2 separate regions of the Homo sapiens genome follow, and region 2 is linked to region 1. A link is a contact called in ENCODE Hi-C or POLR2A ChIA-PET data. All regions are on one chromosome and are shown on one strand. Each heading gives the region's core, a stretch centred on a gene start or an enhancer-like site at or near the end of the contact. The rest is flanking DNA. Distances are from core to core; before and after follow the strand shown. Region 1 holds the start of LINC02317 (long intergenic non-protein coding RNA 2317). Region 2 has its middle 22 kb from the start of CALM1.

Region 1 (3,034 bases), core at 155-2,654:
GCTGTGTGGCCTTAGGCGCCCCTCTCCTGCCCCCGGGCCTCCCTCCACTGCGTGACCGGCCACATGGCCATGGCTGCTGCTCTGTGCCTGTCTCCTCATCTGTGAAATGAGGATACAGTCATGGACCTCATGGCGGGGGTGCGGGGGGAGGATGGTGGTGGACGGAGGCGGGGCAGGGCCTTGGACTACTGTGTGCAGTTTGGATTCCTCCAGGCTTAAAATCGGCTTCCATCCCCAACTCTCCAGCTCCCCGTCTCCACCCAGGCCATTTGAACGATCTTGTTGAAAAGCACAGTGGTTTCCAAAGCAAATCCAAGTCTTGTGCGGCTCTGGGCTGAGGGTCCCACGCTTTTCACCCAGACCTATAATCATCACAGATGTTTAGAGGAGGTGGTAAGTACAGAGCTGCATGCTTTATTTCTGCTGACCCAGGCCCCCACCCTCCTCCCTCCTGGGTACCAGGCTGCCTCCCAGGCTAGCGGGGCTGGTGCCTCTGTCTCCTCCTAACACTCCTGAGATTTGCATCCCCGCAGACGCCAGGCGCGGCGCTGCCCCAGGAGGTGGGGTGTTTAGAACCCGCTCCCCGGGCTCGCCCAGGAGCTTTGTGTTTAGTAAAGGCAGCAGTCAGTTCCCTGGTAGGCTCAGGGAAGGACGACAGCTCCCGGCTCAGTCCTCAGCCTCCAACCCCCACTCTTCAATCTCCTTCCCAGACCAATGACCCCCTCTGCGGGAGAACCTGCGGCGAAAGGCAGAGCCCCAGAGCAGGGTCTGGAGTGGCAGGACCGGCAGCCAATGAAGGTGAAGGCCGAGCATTACATCATCACCGTGGTCTCCCATTGGTTTACATCCTGGGCTTCCTGACTCCGCCTCCCAGCCTTAACAATGGGCCTCTCTGCTCCCCAGGCTTCTGACCCTGGTGCCAGCTTTGCCCAGAAGGCCACAGTCGGGCAGAGTCCTGGGCTAGGCGGGAGCCCGAGGTCTGGGCTGAGCCACTAACTAGGGGTGAGGCATAGTGTTGCCAGGTGTCATCTTCCTCACCTGCAAGAGGAGAGGGTTCCAGCTGTTAATCTCGGGTTCTGCCGCAGTTCACCCACCACCACACACTCGCCCATGAACGTCCTCCTCGCAGACCCCGGGGACCCTGGCCGGCCAGGGGTCTGGTCTGCCATGGGCTCCCTTTCCTCCCCAGAGCCTGGCAGGAAGTGAACATATGGAATGATGGTTAATGTTAACTGATGTTTTCTAAAGAGCACACACTGGGCTAAGCCTTATACATTATTTTATTCGTGTCCTAAATATTAGCCCCCCACGCAGCCCTAATTGTTCAGAGACAAGCACTGACTCTGAGGCTGGGCCAGGTTGAGTGATGGCCAAGGCCACGGACCTGGTGAGGGGGACAGTCAGGATTCGAACCCAGGCGGCTGGCTCCAGAGCCCTTCAAACGATGCCATGGGAATGGATGGGGGTCACTAGCCTCCCTATTGTGACTCGTTTGAGCTCTTAGCCCGGCGTGTAGTCTGGCGGGAGCCGTCCCTGGATGGGGGTCACTAGCCTCCCCATTGTGACTCGTTTGAGCTCTTAGCCAGGCGTGTAGTCTGGCGGGAGCCGTCGCGGCTGGCTCGGCAGCTCCAGGCTATTCCGAGGAACAGTCTTCAGAGAGCCTGGGGTGCTGATGGGGAAAAGCTGTTGCTGAGATTTGACAAGTTTGGTCCTGAGATGTCAGAAAGGATTTCAGCTCTTCTGCCACCCCAAGGACGGTGGCGCGTAAATCACAGTGAGCTGGCTTATGTCAGGTCAACTGTGGAATTTGATCCTAGCGCATTGCTCCCTCCTCTTCCTTGCCTGCGTCTCTCCCTCTCTCAGCTCTAGTTTGAGATCAGCACAGATTCCCTGGGTGATTTTTGAGAAAACTGCCTCCTCTTTAGGACTTGGCATCCCCTAACCTGCATCAGGAAAGGGTGGCGACAGATACTCTCACACCCAGGGAGGCTGCAAGGCCCACCCTCTACCCTCCACCTGGGTTCTCTGGCGTCGAGACTTGTGCCCTACAGTTCTGGGCCGTTGGGGTGATGTCCCAGTGGGACCAGGGTGAGGGTGCAGGTATCTGAGGGAGTAGTAGGACCAGAACCTCTAACCTTAGGGAGGCTTCCTGGGAGCCAAGCTTGGTGACTTAGAATGTGAATGTCTGACCCATATCCCACTACCTTTTGGTGGGTGCTGCAGAGGACAATGGAGAGAGAGTCAACTCTGAAGAGTGGTCTTGTGGAAGAGGCAGCTGGCTGGTTCAGTGTGGCACTGGCAGCCTCCCTAAGGTTCCCAGGTAGAAGTTTCTGACAGGTAGATTTCAGCTGTGTTTAAGGAAGAACTTTGAAGTTGTCAGAATGAGCGGTCTTGTGATAGTGAGCTCCCTGTCTCCAGAGGCATGCAAGCAGGACACTTTCACATATGCATTCAAGATGACCTATGCAAGGCGTTGTGCTAAGTGCTAGGAGTGCAGAGGAGAACGAGACCCAGTGGGGAAACAGGCACTTGCAATGCTGCTGTGAGTGTGAGCAGAGGTCAGCGTGGGCATCTGGAGCACAGGGAGGGAGTCCTGAAGGCTGGGTTGAGGATGAGGATACAGCTCATTGCTGAGCCTTATGGTGAACCAGAAGTTTACCAGGCAGACAGGAGCTGGGGAGAGGGCTGGCATTCGTCCATTCAGGTTATGTTTTCTGAATTATATATAGAAGGACATGTTGCAGAAGAAATGCAAGTACAGTGAAGAATAAGACTGGGGAACTTTTACAATTCAGAGTGGCCTTCACTGTGGGCGGTCCGAATTGATCCCTGTATACAGGTGCTTCTGGGGTGACATTTTCCCTGCTCCATGGAGCTCCGGGAGGAGTGCGGACCAACCCCTTCTTTGCAGGCCTGTCTGTGGGGTGCCACTCCTCCTCCCACCTCCCCACTGCACAGACAGCCCATCAGTGTCCCTGAGCTGCTCCAGAAGGATGCAGCTCTGAGGAGGCTCTGGGAGCGGTGTATCCTAGCA
Region 2 (2,754 bases), core at 145-2,644, 36 kb before region 1:
ACCTCTATCTAGTTCCAAAACATTTGCATCACCCAAAAGAAACCCCTGTGCTCATTACCGCTCGCTCCCCATTCCCCCTTCCTCCCAGCCCCTGGCAACCACCAATTTGTGTTCTGCCTCTATGGAATTACCTACTCGGAAAATTTCATATAAATGGAATCATACCATATGTGGTTTTTGTCTGGCTTTTTTCACTTAGCATGGTGTTTTCAAGGTTTATCCACATTGTAGCAGGTATCAGTATTTTGTTCCTCTTTATGGCTGAATAATATTCCACTGTCTGGACATACCACATTTTGTTTACCCATTCATCAGTTGACGGACATTTGGGTTGCTCCCATCTTTTGGTCTCCCTTGTTTTGGTCAGTGATACATGCATCTTAGCAGGTTTTCAGTGACCTAAGAAAATGCTGGCCCAGTGTGTGTGATGCTGCATATCACAAGTGAGAAGATAGCTTGTGCCCCACAGTCCCTGTGCCCATTTTGCTGCCTGTGGGGACAATGCTAAGAACCCAGTCACTGAGTCACTGATATCTGGGTTTGAGCCCTGGCTCTGCCACTTAGGCTCGCAGGACCTCACCTACTGAATGAATGAGTTGGGAGGCTCCATAGATGTCAGAAACCTTTGCAAGCTGGGAAGCTGAGCTGAGGTGCAGCTGCTGTTCATCCCCAGGCTGATTCAGAGTATAAAACCCCAGGCTTAGTGCAATCCAGGATGTTTGGGTTCAAACCTCAGCTCCTCTCTTTACTAGCTGAGTGATTTCGGCAGGTTGTCAGCTTCTCTGAGCTACTTTTCCTACCTGGGCCCCTGAGCCCTGCTGGGCAGGGAACCCCTTTCTCCTGCCTCCAAACTTCAGACTCCTTCCTCTGAAACCATGGAAGGGGACACCTTTTATTAAACTGCTGTGGTGAGATGAGTGACAGGCTCTCTAGTGAAGCTGGCCTGTATGAGCTTGAAGATGCAAACCTTCACATGGACATACACACATGTACATAGTCACAGGGCAATTGTCAAGATGTGTAACAACAGGGAGGGTCCCCTGTTCTTTCCACCAACCAGAACACTCTCTTGCTTTTGCTGGTGCAGGGTTGAGAGTTAACCCTTCAATTGGAGGCTCATGGGGGAGGTCCCAGGGGTCCAGGGAGGGAGCTGGGGCAGCAGGGGGCCCTCAGGGGGTGTTGAGGCCGGTGGCTTTTACCAGCAGGTAAGGAAGCTTTAGAATATTTTAAGGCTGTTATGGCCACGATGGTATGTATCAGACGAATGCCAGCATCGCACACCTGTGAACCCTTTCCCATGGATAGGCCCATACAAGGGCATGCGCCTTCCCACACGCACACACACACACATCCTGCCACACATCAGACTTCCTAGCTTCCTGCAGTTAGTTTTCCTCGAATGAGCCAAAGCTGGGCTGACTCAGGTGGCAAACTGCCAGGATGCTGATATTTCCCTCGGCTCTGGCCTGAGAAGCTTCAGGGAAAAACCCACTCACATCCTGAATCCTCACCTGCTCCAGGCGGGCCTGCAGGCCTCCTGGCCCGGGCGCCGGCGGCAAGAGCCTCAGTGACATCCTGCTCTTCCTGAATGCCAAGCATATTGGCAGGGAGAAAACCCTGCCACACCCAGGGTTTCTCCAGAGTCCTCCCAAGGAAGAGGTAGAATGAGGCTGGTTTTCTTAATGTTTGGAGCTGGAAAGTTATGCTGAGATAACTGGTCTAGGCTCCCACTTTTTTTTTTTTTTTTGGTAGAGACAGTGTCCAGCTATGTTGCCATGGCTGGTCTTGAACTCCTGGCCTCAGGTGATCCTCCCACTTGGCCTCTCGAAGTTCTGGGATGACAGGCATGAGCCACCACACCCAGCCCCAGGCTCCCACTTAATAGGTGAAGAATTTGGTCCCAAACAGAGACAGAGAACCAACCAAAGTCCCACTTGCAGAGGGTGGTAAGCCCAGGACTGAACCCCGGCCTCCCGATGCCCCAGCCAGCACCTTCCACCCAGCAAGCCACAAATGACTGGATTCCCCCATTCGGTGTTCTGATTGCCTCCTGGGCAGTCCCCCATGGACACAATGGCCTAATCGGCCAAGTTTTCTCTTCCAGTTCTGCCCCATGTCATTCTGGAGGCCTGTCTTTCTCAGCTCCCAACAGAACTTACCTCGCACGTGGTAACAGAACTTACCTCGCAGCGTCAAATAGGTCCACCTGTTCGGCCAGCTGATGAACATACTGATGCACTTTATTTTATTTTTCTGAGACAGAGTCTCGCTCTGTCACCCAGGCTGGAGTGCAGTGGTGCGATCTCAGCTCACTGCAGCCTCCGCCTCCCGGGTTCAAGTGATTCTCCTGCCTCAGCCTCCCAAGTAGCTGGGATTACAGGTGCCTGCCACCATGCCTGGCTTATTTTTGTATTTTTAGTAGAGATGGGGTTTCACCATGTTGGCCAAACTGGTCTCGAACTCTTGACCTCGAGTGATCTGCCCACCTTGGCCTCCCAAAGTGCTGAGATTACAGGTGTGAGCCACCATGCCCGGCCTGATGCCTTTTTTTTTTGAGACGGAGTCTTGCTCTTTCGCCCAGGCTGGAGTGCTGTGGCGCGATCTCTGCTCACTGCAAGCTCCACCTCCCGGGTTCACGCCATTCTCCTGCCTCAGCCTCCTGAGTAGCTGGGACTACAGGCATCTGCCACCACGCCTGGCTAATCTTTTGTATTTTTAGTAGAGATGGGGTTTCACCGTGTTAGCCAGGATGGT

Evidence for each region. A loop is a pair of places that touch in the nucleus more often than their neighbours do. ChIA-PET counts read pairs that join two places held with the same protein, here RNA polymerase II (POLR2A). Pooled maps may share reads with other maps.
Region 2: a loop to region 1 is called in a map of gastrocnemius medialis, with 2.1 times the contacts of the local background. The contact joins the enhancer-like site here to the promoter of LINC02317 in region 1. A Hi-C loop is called at or near these places in 9 of 168 maps with a recorded cell type or tissue (A673, Calu3, dorsolateral prefrontal cortex and 5 more) and 6 of 50 pooled maps. POLR2A ChIA-PET finds 5 or more read pairs at or near these places in 8 of 52 experiments (A673, PC-3, Panc1 and 5 more).

Annotation. Positions count from the first base shown.
Region 1 is chr14:90,453,713-90,456,746 of GRCh38, forward strand. LINC02317 (long intergenic non-protein coding RNA 2317) reads right to left here and starts at 1,405. Exons shown (of 3, transcript NR_146492.1): 1 at 1,385-1,405; 2 at 1,039-1,192. LINC00642 (long intergenic non-protein coding RNA 642) reads left to right here and starts at 1,518. Exons shown (of 4, transcript NR_033986.1): 1 at 1,518-1,666; 2 at 2,730-2,839. RefSeq lists enhancers at 149-766, 693-987, 767-1,384.
Region 2 is chr14:90,417,962-90,420,715 of GRCh38, forward strand. No RefSeq gene overlaps it. Among named protein-coding and RNA genes, the nearest start is that of CALM1, 22 kb to the left of the region's middle. RefSeq lists a silencer at 1,250-1,450. Within about 2 kb of position 1,395, at least 13 of the 41 ENCODE cell types and tissues checked have a DNase peak (open chromatin) inside an H3K27ac peak, as active enhancers do; they include PC-3, dorsolateral prefrontal cortex and gastrocnemius medialis, where a contact is called at or near this core.